Linked DNA regions of Homo sapiens: region 2 is linked to region 1. A link is a loop called in an ENCODE intact Hi-C map of the cell type or tissue named here. Cell type or tissue: Caco-2. All regions are shown on one strand. Links, peaks and the distances in the headings refer to the core of each region. The heading gives the core; the rest is flanking DNA.

Region 1 (8,346 bases), core at 143-8,142:
ACACCACACCTATTCCAAAATTGACCACATAGTTGGAAGTAAAGCACTCCTCAGCAAATATAAAAGAACAGAAATTATAATAAACTGTCTCTCAGACCACAGTGCAATCAAACTAGAACTCAGGATTAAGAAACTCACTCAAAACCGCTCAACTACATGGAAACTGAACAACCCGCTCTTGAATGACTACTGGGTACATAAAGAAATGAAGGCAGAAATAAAGATGTTCTTTGAAACCAACGAGAACAAAGATACAATATACCAGAATCTCTGGGACACAGTAAAAGCAGTATTTAGAGGGAAATTCATAGCACTAAATGCCCACAAGAGAAAGCAGGAAAGATCTAAAATTGACACCCTAACATCAAAATTAAAAGAACTAGAAAAGCAAGAGCAAATACATTCAAAAGCTAGCAGAAGGCAAGAAATAACTAAGATCAGAGCAGAACTGAAGGAAATAGAGACACAAAAAACCCTTCAAAATAATCAATGAATCCAGGAGCTGGTTTTTTGAAAAGATCAACAAAATTGATAGACCGATAGCAAGACTAATAAAGAAGAAAAGAGAGAAGAATCAAATAGATGCAATAAAAAATGATAAAGGGGATATCACCACCAATCCCACAGAAATACAAACTACCATCAGAGAATACTATAAACACCTCTGCGCAAATAAACTAGAAAATCTAGAAGAAATGCATAAATTCCTCGACACATACACCCTCCCAAGACTAAACCAGGAAGAAGTTGAATCTCTGAATAGACCAATAACAGGCTCTGAAATTGATGCAATAATTAATAGCTTACCAACCAAAAAAAGTCCAGGACCAGATGGATTCACAGCCGAATTCTACCAGGGGTACAAGGAGGAGCTGCTACCATTCCTTCTGAAACTATTCCAATCAATAGAAAAAGAGGGAATCCTCCCTAAATCATTTTATGAGGCCAGCATCATCCTGATACCAAAACCTGGCAGAGACACAACAAAGAAGGAGAATTTTAGACCAATATCCCTGATGAACATCGATGCAAAAATCCTCAATAAAATACTGGCAAACCGAATCCAGCAGCACATCAAAAATCTTATCCACCATGATCAAGTGGGCTTCATCTCTGGGATGCAAGGCTGCTTCAACATACACAAATCAATAAACGTAATCCAGCATATAAACAGAGCCAACAACAAAAACCACATGATTATCTCAATACCTGCAGAAAAGACCTTTGACAAAATTCAACAACCCTTCATGCTAAAAACTCTCAATAAATTAGGTACTGATGGGACGTATCTCAAAATAAGAGCTATCTATGACAGACCCACAGCCAATATCATACTGAATGGGCAAAAACTGGAAGCATTCCCCTTGAAAACTGGCACAAGACAGGGATGCCCTCTCTCACCACTCCTATTCAACATAGTGTTGGAAGTTCTGGCCAGGGCAATCAGGCAGGAGAAGGAAATAAAGGGTATTCAATTAGGAAAAGAGGAAGTCAAATTGTCCCTGTTTGCAGATGACATGATTGTATATCTAGAAAACCCCATCGTCTCAGCCCAAAATCTCCTTAAGCTGATAGGCAACTTCAGCAAAGTCTCAGGACACAAAATCAATGTGCAAAAAATCACAAGCATTCTTATACGCCAATAACAGACAAACAGAGAGCCAAATCATGCGTGAACTCCCATTCACAATTGCTTCAAAGAGAATAAAATACCTAGGAATCCAACTTACAAGGGATGTGAAGGACCTCTTCAAGGAGAACTACAAACCACTGCTCAATGAAATAAAAGAGGACACAAACAAATGGAAGAACATTCCATGCTCATGGGTAGGAAGAATCAATATCGTGAAAATGGCCACACTGCCCAAGGTCATTTACAGATTCAATGCCATCCCCATCAAGCTACCAATGACTTTCTTCACAGAATTGGAAAAAACTACTTTAAAATTCATATGGAACCAAAAAAGAGCCCGCATTGCCAAGTCAATCCTGAGCCAAAAGAACAAAGCTGGAGGCATCATGCTACCTGACTTCAAACTATACTACACAGTAACCAAAACAGCAAGGTACTGGTACCAAAACAGAGATATAGACCAATAGAACAGATCAGAGCCCTCAGAAATAACGCCGCATATCTACAACTATCTGATCTTTGACAAACCTGACAAAAACAAGATATGGGGAAAGGATTCCCTATTTAATAAATGGTGCTGGGAAAACTGGCTAGCCATATGTAGAAAGCTGAAACTGGATCCCTTCCTTACACCTTGTACTAAAATTAATTCAAGATGGATTAAAGACTTACATGTTAGACCTAAAACCATAAACACCCTAGAAGCAAACCTAGGCAATACCGTTCAGGACATAGGCATGGGCAAGGACTTCATGTCTAAAGCACCAAAAGCAATGGCAACAAAAGCCAAAATTGACAAATGGGATCTAATTAAACTAAAGAGCTTCTGCACAGCAAAAGAAACAATCATCAGAGTCAACAGGCAACCAAAAGAACGGGAGAAAATTTTTACCATCTACCCATCTGACAAAGGGCTAATATCCACAATCTACAAAGGACTTAAACAAATTTACAAGAAAAAAACAACCCCATCAAAAAGTGGGCAAAGGATATGAACAGACACTTCTCAAAAGAAGACATTTACACAGCCAACAGACATATGAAAAAATGCTCATCATCACTAGTCATTAGAGAAATGCAAATCAAAACCACAATGAGATACCATCTCATGCTAGTTAGAATGGTGATCATTAAAAAGTCAGGAAACAACAGATGCTGGAGAGGATGTGGAGAAACAGGAAAGCTTTTATGCTGTTGGTGGGAGTGTAAATTAGTTCAACCATTGTGGAAGACAGTGTAGTGATTCCTTAAGGATCTAGAATTAGAATTACCATTTGACCCAGCAATCCCATTACTAGGTATATACCCCAAGGATTATAAATCATTCTACTCTAAAGACACATACACATGTATGTTTATTGCAGCACTATTCACAATAGCAAAGACATGGAACCAACCCAAATGCCCATCAATGATAGACCGGATAAAGTAAATGTGGCACATATACACCATAGAATACTATGCAACCATAAAAAAGGGTGAGTTCATGTCCTTTGCAGGGACATGGATGAAGCTGGAAACTGTCATTCTCAGCAGACTAACACAAGAACAGGAAACCCAACACCTCATGTTCTCACTCATAGGTGGGAGTTGAACAATGAGAACACCTGGACACAGGGAGGGGAACATCACACACTGGGGCCTGTCGGAGGTGGGGGGCTAGGGGAGGGATAACATTAGGAGAAATTCCTAATGTAGATGACGGGTTGATGGGTGCAGCAAACCACCCTGGCACTTGTATAGCTATGTAACAAACCTGCACATTCTGCACGTGTATCCCAGAACTTAAAGCATAATAAAAGAAGGAAGGCAAGGAAGGAAGGAAGGAAAGGAAGGAAGGAAGGAAAGGAAGGAAGGCAGGCAGGCAGCCAAGAACATGTAAACAAATATCTGTGGCTTTACAAAAACACAGGAAGAATAGATGAGAAATCATGACATTGTTTACTCACACAGGATTGGCTAGAATGTGTGGAACAAAGGAGGGAAGAAAATTCCCTGAGTATACGTTTTCAGATCTTTTTAATATTCTTTAATTTTTTCTTTTATCCGCTTTTAAGTTCTGGAGTACATGTCCAGGATGTGCAGATTTATTACACAGGTAAACGTGTGTCATGGTGGTTTGCTGCACAGGTCAACCCCATCACCTAGGTATTAAGGTCTAGCATCCACTAGCTGTTCTTCCTGATACTCTCCCTAATATTCTAATACCAAATAAATGTAATTAAGCCAGCAAGGATGGGAAGGGGGTAGGGGGTGGGGAAGACTCATATTAAAAGCAAACTCATCTCTAAACCAGAAATAATAGCAATATCTATACAAGTAAATACATGTACTCAGAACAGTGCCTACTACATGTAAACACTGAACAGGTGTTAGCAACATTGCCATTATTGTGTTAGTATATTAGGTACCTGGTGCTACCGGCAAAACCAGTTTATCATCCAACTGTCTCCAGTGTTGCTACTCAAAGTTTGGTCCTCCAGTAGCCTATCAGGATCACCCAGGGGCCTGTTAGAAAGGCACATCTCAGACCCCACCCCAGACCTACTGAATCAGAATCTGCGTTTTTAACGGGATCCGCAGGTGATTCCTATGCACATTAAAGTGTAAGAAGTACTGGGCTACAGACAGGTATGTGACAAAATAATTTCATAGGATGGCAAAGGCCAAGTGGCAAATGAAGGACACCAGAAATGCACGTCCCAGGAGCCCAACTCCTCCTTAGTAAATTACCCTATTAAGATTTGTTTAGAGATGTTCAAAAGCGTGGAGAAAAGCAAATTTGGTTTCCTCAGCTAGGGACGCGGAGAGTGGTCTGGTGCCCTTGAAGAGATCGCCCTCGTGTGGAGTAGGGAGGGAATCTCTAGCCTTTCCTCTCGGATGAAGAACAGCACCAGCGCTCCCAGCCAAAGGCCTGGCCCAGGTTCTGGAGGTGGGGTCTCCTTGGCAGAAGCCTCTGGTGTCTGCAGGCGTGCATTTACAGCTTTAAGACCAAACAGCTAGTCCGCCACGTGTCACTACAGTGTGCACGCGCAGAAATGCACAAAGCAAAAAAAAAAAAAAAGATGCTCTTAATGAACCAACTATAATCCTTGCTAAGGCATAAAGCCAGAGGGAAGTATGTATCTGAAATCATTTTCTACCCCTCACCCTCTTGGAGCCCGGCACTCTGGCTGCGGTGCTCTCTTGTATCCCAGTTGCTAGATGCAAAACAAGCTATTTCCTATCTAATTTTTTTTTTTAAGAGACGGAGTCTCGCTTTGTTGCCCAGGCTGGTCTCAAACTCCTGGACTCAAGCAATTCTCCCAGCTTGGGGTAACGTGTTACATTATTCTACTTAATAAAAAGCAAAAGTTGTTTTATAAATTCTAACTTAAATGCCCAGAAAATAACTTATCATGCATTGCCTTGTCGTGCAATAGTCAATATTTGCAAACCAAGTGTTAACCAAAGGCAGTTCATCAAAGATTTTTGAAAATTAAAAAAAAAAAAAAACTCATACTCACATTGTCCTCAGGATTTCCTGTTTTCGAAATGTTCCTGTACGAATCGGAGTCTCTATAATGATTGTAATTGAAAAGATAAGTCAGGTTTTTTGTGTTTTTTTTTCATTTTAAAATCATAATACGCAATGTTTTCCACTTGAACGCTATACCTTGTGTATTGTGCTTGCTTCAGCCTCGAGCCTCTACTGATGTTCCACCTCAAGGCGACAGGAATGCCACCTGGAGAAACTCCTGGGCGGTATGGGAAGAAAGCCGGTCTCATCAGAGTATATTTGCGGGGATCGACGACCAAGGTGTTAAATTCCAAGCACGCTTTGGAAAGTTCTAGGTGCTTGGGAAGAGATCCGTAGGCGGCAGGGATGCCCGCGCCCCGGCGTCCCAGCGCGGAGGGTGGCGGCGGGGCCTGGCCCTAGCGGGGCGGGGCGGGCTCGGGTTACCGGGAGTCGCGGGGCGCGGCCGGCACTGCCCGCGGCGCCTCCTCCTAGAGCCGCACCTGGAGGCAGCGCGCGCGTCGAAGAGGCAGCGGCTGTGGAGCGCGGCGGGGCGGCTCCGCCCAGGGCAGCCCGGGCTGGTGAGTGCGCGCGGGCGGCCGCGGGGCCGGGGGTCGCGGTCCCTCGGGAGGGGACTGAGCTGAGGCCCGCGGGCCCACCCGAGCAGGGGCCCTCGCTGTCACCGCCTCTGCCCCTGTCTCCCAGGCCCCATGTCGCGCTTTTTCCCTAAACGAACCGGTGACAGGGCTGACCTGCCCGCACTCTGCTGGTCCCTACGCCGGGAAGGAGAAAGTCTCACGAAGCTCTTTCCTTTGCAACCCCTGTCCCCTTGCCCTCTGCAGCTCCACACAGCATTTTTACTTCCCGTTTGCCTCCTCGAATCCCTTCGGTGCTAATCCAGCCCTTCGCCGTTTCCAGTTTGGGTCTGGCCTGTTTGTATCCAAATCGAATTACACAAAACCAGGCCCTCAGTTCTGCCTCTGGCCCTCTTTCCGGAGACGGGCCCTGCCTCCTCCTGTGCCGGGCTGGGCTTGCCCGGCATTGGCCGCCCGGAGCTCCCAGGGAGCAAGGCTGTGGTCCCGAAACTGGGCCCTCCGCTCAGCGCCGGGCAAGGCTCAAACCCCGGGTCTCTGACTTATCCGGTCACGAAGGGACTGCTCAGAGCCTAACAGCCCTAAAATTTGGTATTGGCCCCCTCCCGGGAAATCCTTCTCCCTACCAATCAGGCATCGCGGCAGGTGCTCTGCCATCATAGAGGCTCTGACACGCTGAACTCTCGAAGCTCGCGGCAGTGTTTATTTTTAGGAGAGATTTAGTTGATCGGGAACCAATTGACTTGGTTGACTGCCTCATCTAGTGCGCACCTGGGCCGGGCCCCGCCGGGAAGGCGTGCTGGACGTTCTCAGTGAGCTCCGAGACCTACAGAAGAAACAGCTGCAAGGATCCGATCAGCTAGCTGTGAAGAAAGCCTCAGATACGCTGTGGGGTGGGCAAAATTCTTTTCCTAGCTTCGATGAGTACTGTGGATTCTAGAATTTAAACAACATTCATGGAGACTCTTAAAACAACAAAAAATATCAACTTTTTGCGGGCACAGACTGAGATTTAGCTTTTTCCTATCTGAAAACTGAACAATGTGCACTAGATATAAATGTATTATCTAAAGTTTAGGAATTTACAGCATAGAAATGCAGGGGAATTCGGAGTATGCAATACGAAGTATCAACCTTTTTGAAAATGAAATTTAAAATGTATTTTTGTCAGGCATTCCTTCTAATTACGGTAGTATTGCTTTGTATCAGAAGACTTTCAGGCAAAGGACAGGAGGGAAGAGAGAGAAATTCAAACTAATTTGCATTAGAAAGAAACTTAGGGTGAAGAATTGCCTAGGTAAGGTTGCTATAGCTCATATCTTAAGTGCACTCTTGGAAAGCTTTCTAGTCTATTAGGTAACACCTGAAGCCCCAATTCTCTTATGTAGCATTTCTTTTTTTCTCTCTTTAACTACTCTGAAACTATACAGAGTTACACGTTCCTCATTAATTTATGAGTGAAACCAAAAGAATTGACTCAATCCAACAAGTATTTGAGTGCTTTTCGCATAGAGGCGCTTTGCTAAGAACAGAAGAATGGAAGACTGAGGAAGTTTCTAACAATCAATGGATTGCCTTGTGAGGTGTAGATGCAGGTGTGCACTGCCTATTTAATTGACGATCAAAGTCAGTTGAGTTTTCATCTCATTCTAAATATCATGTGTTGCCCCCTGGTATCTTAATTTTTCTACCGTTGCAGGTAGTCTGCATTTTAGTAACCCAAGTGAAACAGTTTTCTAGGGAAATCATGATAAATAGGAAGCACGTCCGTATTCCCAGGTGTTCTCATTATCATTAAGTTAATAAAGTTAAGAAAAATAAGATGATGATTTTCCTTTCTTTTGGTTTCAAACTAGTGAAATCTTGCACAAAAGACACAGCATGGATAAATTTAATCATTTTGTGACTCAGAGTACATTTTATGTAAGTCCATTCTGTTGGAGGATAGATCCAATTTCATGAACTCTTTTAATCCTTCTTTTGAAGACTAGTTCCAGGACCAACTTCATAAAATGTTTTATTGTAGGTACCAACAACTATCAACATCATTATCTTCTCCCCACCTTCACCCTTGAAAACAATTGTATTCTAGAGGATTATGAAGGAGGGGACAGGACTCTTTCAAAATCTGGAGGACACTAGGGACTTACCCCAGAAAAAAAATAAAAAAGCTCACCCATTCAAAATCTTGTACACCTTTCAGAGGATTCCTGGTGCCCAGGTTATGAAAGCTCACTTCAGAACGGGTCAGCGAATTAGTCAGAGGATAGGTAGATGGAGGGAAAGGGAAATGAAGCAATGTGGGTAAATTCACAAACTGAGTGGATATGACTTAATTTACTTTCAAATAGAATAAATACATGGCCCCTTGAGTAAGTATTCTGTGAATGGGAAGGAATAATTGTATTCTTTGTAAAAGACTGAAGACAGATTAGCCTAATTAAGTTTTTAATTGATCAAGATCAACTCTTATCTTGAACATTATGAGTCTCTCATTTTTCTACTTTTCTTGCTCTTTTCAAGGCAACTGCTCTAAGAGGATTTGCTCCCACTACTGATGATGCCCCATTCTGGACACAATTTCTCATATGCAAACTTGTATTCATGAATTGCTACATATGGGA
Region 2 (8,346 bases), core at 283-8,282, 710 kb before region 1:
TGGCCCCAGAATAGCTGTCAGACTTTGTAATCTAATGTGTGCTGGTAACTTTTAATTTTTCATTTAGAGAAGAGTTTGAGTAACAAATATAATCTCAATTTTCTCAACATTGAATTTAGATAGTTTTTATAAAAGTCAGCATGTATAGAAAATTGTATCTACATTTATTGTGTTCTTGAAGAAACTCAGTTCACTCAGTTACTAGGCTACATAAATAGTTAGCTATATAGGTAGATAGCTACCTAGATAGGTAGGTAGATCACTAATGCTGATAACTTTAAAAAAGTAATTCAGTTTTAATTTGTGTTACAGGGATTTTTCCCATGTATTTTCTAAAAAAGCTTTGTCTGAAATTGGATTTTAATAAAACTTTACCTTTTATTAATAGCTTTCTACATACAACATAGGAATTTTTTGTTTTGTGTTTACTGTTGCGGTAACTCTAGATTAGCAGGTATTTTGAATTATCAGGTCTTTATTATAAGCAATGGAGCCTTACATTAAGTCAGAGAGATTAAACAACTTTTACAATATGATGCAATGAGTAAACCTTTGAGATTTAAAGCCTAGGGAAGTGAGACAGACAGTGCTTTTGAACAGAGCAGAAACATGTTTGCATCACATGTGATTGTACTTCTCAGGTGCCCACAAATTACCTGTGTGAGGGGCACAGTGAAGGATAGTACATGTTTTTTCTTTCAATGAGCTTATAACTTATTCTAGGGCATTAAAATGTATACATGAAAATACTTTTTTTTTTTTTTGGCTTTCTCTACAAGTTTATTTATTTTATTTTATTTTATTATTATTATACTTTAAGTTTTAGGGTACATGTGCACAATGTGCAGGTTAGTTACATATGTATACATGTGCCATGCTGGTGTGCTGCACCCATTAACTCGTCATTTAGCATTAGGTATATCTCCTAATGCTATCCCTCCCCCCTCCCCCCACCCCACAACAGTCCCCAGAGTGTGATGTTCCCCTTCCTGTGTCCATGTGTTCTCATTGTTCAATTCCCACCTATGAGTGAGAACATGCGGTGTTTGGTTTTTTGTCCTTGTGATAGTTTACTGAGAATGATGATTTCAAATTTCATCCATGTCCCTACAGAGGACATGAACTCATCATTTTTTATGGCTGCATAGTATTCCATGGTGTATATGTGCCACATTTTCTTAATCCAGTCTATCATTGTTGGACATTTGGGTTGGTTCCAAGTCTTTGCTATTGTGAATAGTGCCGTAATAAACGTACTTGTGCATGTGTCTTTATAACAGCGTGATTTATAGTCCTTTGGGTATATACCCAGGATTGCGATGGCTGGGTCAAATGATATTTCTAGTTCTAGATCCTGAGGAATCGCCGCACTGACTTCCACATTGGTTGAACTAGTTTACAGTCCCACCAACAGTGTAAAAGTGTTCCTATTTCTCCACATCCTCTCCAGCACCTGTTGTTTCCTGACTTTTTAATGATCGCCATTCTAACTGGTGTGAGATGGTATCTCATTGTGGTTTTGATTTGCATTTCTCTGATGGCCAGTGATGATGAGCATTTTTTCATGTGTGTTTTGGCTGCATAAATGTCTTCTTTTGAGAAGTGTCTGTTCATATCCTTCGCCCACTTTTTGATGGGGTTGTTTGTTTATTTTTTTGTAAATTTGTTTGAGTTCATTGTAGATTCTGGATATTAGCCCTTTGTTAGATGAGTAGGTTGTGAAAATTTTCTCCCATTTTGTAGGTTGCCTGTTCACTCTGATGGTAGTTTGTTTTGCTGTGCAGAAGCTCTTTAGTTTAATTAGATCCCATTTGTCAATTTTGGCTTTTGTTACCATTGCTTTTGGTGTTTTAGACATGAAGTCCTTGCCCATGCCTATGTCCTGAATGGTATTGCCTAGGTTTTCTTCTAGGGTTTTTATGGTTTTAGGTCTAACGTTTAAGTCTTTAATCCATGTTGAATTAATTTTTGTATAAGGTGTAAGGAAGGGATCCAGTTTCAGCTTTCTACATATGGCTAGCCAGTTTTCCCAGCACCATTTATTAAATACTTTCTTAAGGCTGTAAATGAATGCTAGATAGTGCTTCTGAGAAGTTTAGAGCAGAAAGAGATCAATTCTAGATTGGGCAGGTTGAAAGAGTTCACAGAAGATGAAAAATGAGGCTTGGCTGTGGAGAATGAGTAGGAGTTTTTGTTTTTTAAATATTTCTCATTTACATAAGTGATACATGTTTATTATACAGAAATGTATAAATGGGTAAATAGAGAAATAATAGTTTAAAATCACCTGATATCTTATTTCCAAAGGATAGAGTTAAGGTTAGAGATTCAGAAAGAAAGGTTAATATGATCTGAAGAAAGGTTTGAAAAGCAAGGCATACCTGTGAACTGTCACCCTGGTTTGGTTGGAATTGAATGGGGTTATATTGTAGTGGTAGTTGTCATTGTAGTTGTGATTGTAATAGTAGCATCATAGTAACACTACTGCCACCACATGCCACACCTTACTATTGGTACCTTACATATTGTTCTTTACATTCGTAGAGCATTTTCTGTTTTTAGAAATAAACTCTTCAGCAATTTTATCCTCTGGGGAAAATATATGGCAATTAAAAACAATGGGAGGCTTCTGATTTAGAGATTTACTAGCTGCTCTGAGCCATTGACTATGATGAACAATGTCCGCAGTCTTCGTGGTTATAGCAGTGCCAGTAATATTACACAGTTAAGAAAACAACTTGGCCCAAAATGTATCTTTGTCTGTTAATGAAGTTAAATTTTTTTCAAACTTGACAATTGTAGTTGCTGATCTTTTTATTCTTTATCTCTTCTAATTAACATTTTATAATCAAAATGATAAATTTGTATATTTAAAGTATTGCTATACATGAATTTAGGTGAATTTAATAGCAAGTCATTTAGGAACACAATCTTAGTTATTCTCATTGGGTATACAAAGGGTCGGGGAGTAGGTAGAGATAGATGCAACTAGTTCTAAGGAGTTGATCTTTACTTTTGCTTGGTCAGTAAAGTATCCAAGAAAATCTAATAACATATATATTGTGTTCCAGAACAAAATGTGGCAAGAATCTCATCCAAAGAGTATTTCTCCCACATGCCTTATATTTTCTTCTTCCCATTGACTCCCAGTGACCTTTTCTAGTTTTCTTCTTTCTCCTTTTATTCTTCTATCAAAATTATACTCTTAACCATGGGAATGGCAGTTTGTATTTAACCTACATACACTTAATTTTTTAAGTGAAAAACAGAAATACGTTTGTTTTCAAAGTGCTTATTTGGTACGAACACTAGATGGCAATGTTTTTGCATTCTGGCTTTAAGATGAGCCAGGCAAACAGACCTTTTACCTGTTAATACTGTCTGTGATATCTAGAGAAATTTGTTAACATATTGGGTCATTTGAATGGAAATAAACTTGCTGAAAAATGTAATTATAAACATGTATGTGTGTATTTACACTTTTATGAAAATGTAAATAAAATTGGCAATGAATTATATTTCGTACCTGGAGGTAAATTGCTTTTTATTAGTTATAATGTGTCTATATGAGATGATCATGTATTATTTTTGTATTCACCTGTTTTAAGAATTTATTTTATAGTGATATGCTATTTTTATAGCTGGATTTACTGACTAAATAATTGTTTAAACTTATTTTGTGTATAAATTGATCATGTATGATATAGACATTCAGAATTCTCCTGAAGCAAAAGTTTATTTCCATTGTATTTCAAATCTAATCTATTCTATAATGAAGTTATAAAAATAGTAACTCAAGGACTCTTTAAAGTTTATTAAAATTCCAATTGAGAATAATAAATTTATAATAGTACTAGCAGCAATATTGTATTGTAGTTGGCATTATTCTGAATTTCTTCATTCTCTATTGAATTTTAAATAAAATTCTATTCATTAGTCTCACAAGTAAGTGAAGAGAATAGTAGCACATTTAACATTTTATGTTAATGTTCAGATTTATTGAACTTAAATATGACTTTAAATTTTTTTTTAGATTATTATTTTAGTCTTACCTGGTTTTTACCTTTAGTACAATTTTGCAGTCATTATCTTGGGTCATTTTTAAAATTTTCATTCCAGTAAGATAAATGTAGCCCTTCTATGTATGCCTGAACTTCATGGGTGACAAAGCATTAATTCTGGTATTTCATTCTTTTCTCCTTTCCTTTCTGCTCTCATCATAAGATAGAATGGAATACATGCAGTAAATGGGTAAAGTTTATAGGTATTCTTTCTAAATTTTTAATTTGATCAGTTATGATTTTGAAGACCATTTGTCAGCTTTTAAAGAAATAGTATTGTCTTTTTTTCCAGAAATATATTAAAGCCAAGTTATGCTTTTTAATTCTTTTTTTCTTAAAAGAAAAAAATATGGGAATTTCCGAATTATCTGTTTCATTCTTTTTATAGTTCTATGTCTCCTCTTACTCATTCTTACCTCCCCTACCCAAATACTCTTGTAGTTAGGTCAGAGCAATAGGAGTACAGTTCTTTAAGATTATCAGAGATACCACTTATTTTAAAATCTCAAAGCCATATTGCTTTATTTTTTTCCCAGAGAATAAAATTGCTGGAGAGTTTATTTCTAAAATCATTGGTATAGGTTTCTAAAGTGACTTGTAAAAGGAATATGTTTTAATTTTCATTGATCTGCTTCGATCAATTTGCATTTTGGAAAATAATTTTTGAAAGTAGTTTACTATAATTCTGCCATTTAAAAGGTTTTATTTTAATAATATTACTATATTATAAAATAATGTATTCTGAATTAATACCAAGAAACAGCTGAAAGATTAGAAAAGGAGCATAGTTCTTTTTAAAAAATAGTTCTGTGTACCATATTGACAAGTTGGATTTTTCCATAATTAATACCTAATTTCTGAGTGGTTTCATACTTAGTTGTACATAATAAAAAATTTAGAGTGTTTTTGCAAATTTATTTTCATTTATAAGAACATAAACATTTTGTAGCATAGTTTAATATACAAATATATACCTTTTCTGTTTGTACCTTCTCTGCTTATGAACTCATGTCATGATACTATGGATACACTTGGAGTTATTTGTTACATCGATTTAACTTATTGGTCATGAATCAACAATCGTTTCTTACGGAGGTTTTATTTATTGTAATAGCATTTAGACAACCTTACTACTCATTTAGGTGTTGTTTTATAAGATATGTAGGATATATCCAAACCAATTGTTTTTCTCAAATGAATTTATCATCAGTCAGAAAGCAGAATGATAATTTAGTTGTTTCATCTATGAAAATTTTTTTTTTAGCAAATACTTCATCTGTAATTCACCATAGCTGTAGGAAGATGTTTTTGCTATACTGTACTTGTTAAGGTAGCTAACGTTTTATTACACCAAAAATAGATTTTGGCATATTTCTTCAAATACAGGTAGATATGTGGTAAATTTATATAGTTTTCAGTTTTCTAAAGAGGAGACGTTGTTAATTTTTATTTAATTCTAAAACGTTTATAAATAAAAATATTTTAATCTAATTCACATTTCAAGTTCAAAGTCAGTGTTTATTTTTTTTCCATGGTTGGAATTAAATTTATCTTTCTCTGCTTAAAATTTCATTTAACAAATATTTACTAAGTGTCTACTATGTTTCAGGCATTGTCTTGGATAAAGAGAATACAGAAATGAAGATGTGTCTGTGGATTCCACAGCCCTTCATTTGTGCTGGTGCAGCCACCAGATTCTATTTTATATGTTTAGAGTTAATGGTGTATATATGTATTTACTGTGAAGACATATATGTGCTGAAGGAACTAATACTTAAATACTTAAAGTGAATACTAATAAGTACTTAAAGTGAATAAATAAGAGTTTTTTACTTAAGTAGTTCTTAATATTTTATAACTTAGATATTTAAGTGTTTTCTACTGAGTCATAACAAACCTGTTTGTTGAATATTTCCTTCTGACATGCCTTGAACTTAGTGTTTGAAGCAATGATTGATATTTATAACTAAATTTTGTTAATACCCAATTAAATTTAGTTATGACATTGGTGTCAGACAATCTCAAGACTTGGAACTTAAGTTATGGAGAAGTAATCAGTATATTGTATATGGCCTAGTATATACAGTCTGAGTGGCTTTTCTTAAAAAGTTACATGGCTATATTTGAAATACTTCATAATGGAAAATTATACTCATGTCCTTTTTTAATATACATTATTTCAAACTGCTTTTATAGATTTTTAACCAAAAGCACTTTAAATAAATTTTATGAAGACTTTATGATAAAATTTCTTTACCTTAAAAGTTAATTTGCATATTACATAATATTTATATTTCTACAAAAAGTAGCTACATTCATTAAACGCTAGTCAGATAACACTAGAAATCTAGTAGATAAAAATATCTAATCCATTTATTGATCAGGTAACAATTTGAATTTTGTAGACATAAAGAGTAACATCCTAAAATCTAGCTGTAAGATATTTATATAAATTGATTTGAGTGTGGGCATTATCTTTATAGACATTAAACTTGGTGACTAAAAGGGACAGTTTTCCTTAAAATTCCATGGATACTAAATTATTAGAAACGTGAAGAGCTCTTCCTTTGCAATTTCTCTGCATTTCATTTGTCCTGTGCCAGCATTCCAGTGTTTCTGTAATATTTGACTGTAATGCTTGATGCTATTAAGGTAAGTTATGTAAATCATAGAAAATAGCTTGAATGCTAACATTTCCTAATAATCTTACTATGTTTTTTTCTTAACAACAACTGAGATTGTGAGACATTGCATTCCAAGATGGTAAAGGAGCCTTACTTAATGCCTACTTCGCTGATGAAGAGGTCAGCAGGGATGCTATTTAATAGAGGCCGGCTCTTTTCTAGATTCTAAGAGCATCACCGCCATGATGCTCAGTCTCCACTGGTGCAGTAAATGAGATTCTCAAATCTCCTACTACCCCTGGTGTGGACATATTACTGTTCTGCCATCAGACCACTCTGCAGTAGATACCTACTTCAGGAGATTTTTTAAAAAACTGCTTTGGGATGTTTCATGTTTGCAAAGAGTAAAGTTAACCTATGATTTTTACTAGCTGTACTACTGTTGTAAGGAATACCAGTATTAATTATTACCAAGGATACTAAAAAGCACAGCATATTTTATTTTACTGCGCAGGGATAAAAGATTGTTTTTCTTGTTCTCATATGTAAAAGAACAGTGTTTTCCCCTGCTATTTTCTTATCTTCTCTAAATCTGCCATTAAATTTCTTAGTGTAATCACTTTGCCTTTGTGAATGTATAATTGCAGCAGTGGGCATTTTTACTGAACTCTAGAAAAATGAAACCAGTGCCTAAGGGTGACATATAAAAAACTGCCTAAGGGATTTAAAAAATTGCATAAATTATGCTTTCTACTTTTGTATAAAATAATACATTGGTACTTTATTTTTGTGGGCAATATTTTATAACTACCTTTCTCAAAGATTAGTGTTACTTCCAATAAGTTTACTAAATGTATATCCTTTATTCACATTTTTGGGGGAAATATATTAAACCCCAATAAATTTTATTTAACTTGGCAGATTTTTAGCTGACAACACACAAAAAAGTTTGTATGGATATGTGCTTGCAAATGCATGTTTAAGAGATTCCATACTACTAATATATAGTGACTATATAGGCAAATTTGTGCATTAGATAGAACTTAATGACTAGATTGTTTAAATGAGAAGAGTTTTAATAAGAACAGATAGGAGATAAATGATTTAGAAAAAAATCTTCGTTGTGGAAATGTGTGGTACATTTAAAAATACTTCTGGCTGGGCATGATGGGTCATGCCTGTAATCCCAGCGCTTTGAGAGACTGGGGTAGGAGGATCATTTGCACCCAGGAGTTCGAGACCTGCCTGGGCAACATAGTGAGACCCTGTATCTACAATAAATAAATTAGCTGCGTGTGGTGGTGCGTGATTGTAATCCCAGCCACTCTGAAGGCTGAGGTGGGAGGATCACTTGAGTCAGGAGGTCAAGACTACAGTGGGCTGTGATTGTACCACTGCACTCCAGCCTGGGTGACAGAGCAAGACTCCATCCCCCCAAAAAACAAAATCTATAAAAGATGATTAAAAGACATGTTGGTGCTTAAAGAGGGTTTCCAGTAAGAAATTGTCTTGATTCCTTGTCAGCACACAATGAATTGGAGATTTTTGAAGGAGACTGGCCACACCTGCCCATCTATAGACATACAGCAGTAGCTGGTGCTTCAGAGAAGACTCTTTATCTTTTCTCCTAGATGAAAAATTAGGGTTCTTAGGCCCAGGTA

Evidence for each region. A loop is a pair of places that touch in the nucleus more often than their neighbours do. Peaks named below come from ENCODE experiments on the same cell type or tissue, not always from the same donor. Only the 100,000 strongest peaks of a DNase experiment are listed, where the experiment ranks them.
Region 2: a loop joins it to region 1, with 10 times the contacts of the local background. A loop is called at or near these places in 13 of 110 quality-filtered maps.

The regions. Positions count from the first base shown.
Region 1 is chr7:103,443,462-103,451,807 of GRCh38, reverse strand. SLC26A5 (solute carrier family 26 member 5) reads left to right here and starts at 5,601. Exons shown (of 20, transcript NM_198999.3): 1 at 5,601-5,710. SLC26A5-AS1 (SLC26A5 antisense RNA 1) reads right to left here and starts at 6,601. Exons shown (of 4, transcript NR_110141.1): 1 at 5,289-6,601; 2 at 5,140-5,191. RefSeq lists a silencer at 5,526-5,595 and an enhancer at 5,652-6,228. In Caco-2, for the core only: a CTCF peak has its summit at 4,464; DNase peaks (open chromatin) are centred at 4,497 and 5,617; H3K4me3 peaks cover 1,408 bases.
Region 2 is chr7:104,151,939-104,160,284 of GRCh38, reverse strand. All of the region lies in intron 12 of ORC5 (origin recognition complex subunit 5), which reads left to right. Among named protein-coding and RNA genes, the nearest start is that of ORC5, 52 kb to the left of the region's middle. In Caco-2, for the core only: a CTCF peak has its summit at 3,294 (motif pointing right); no DNase peak of the experiment used is centred there.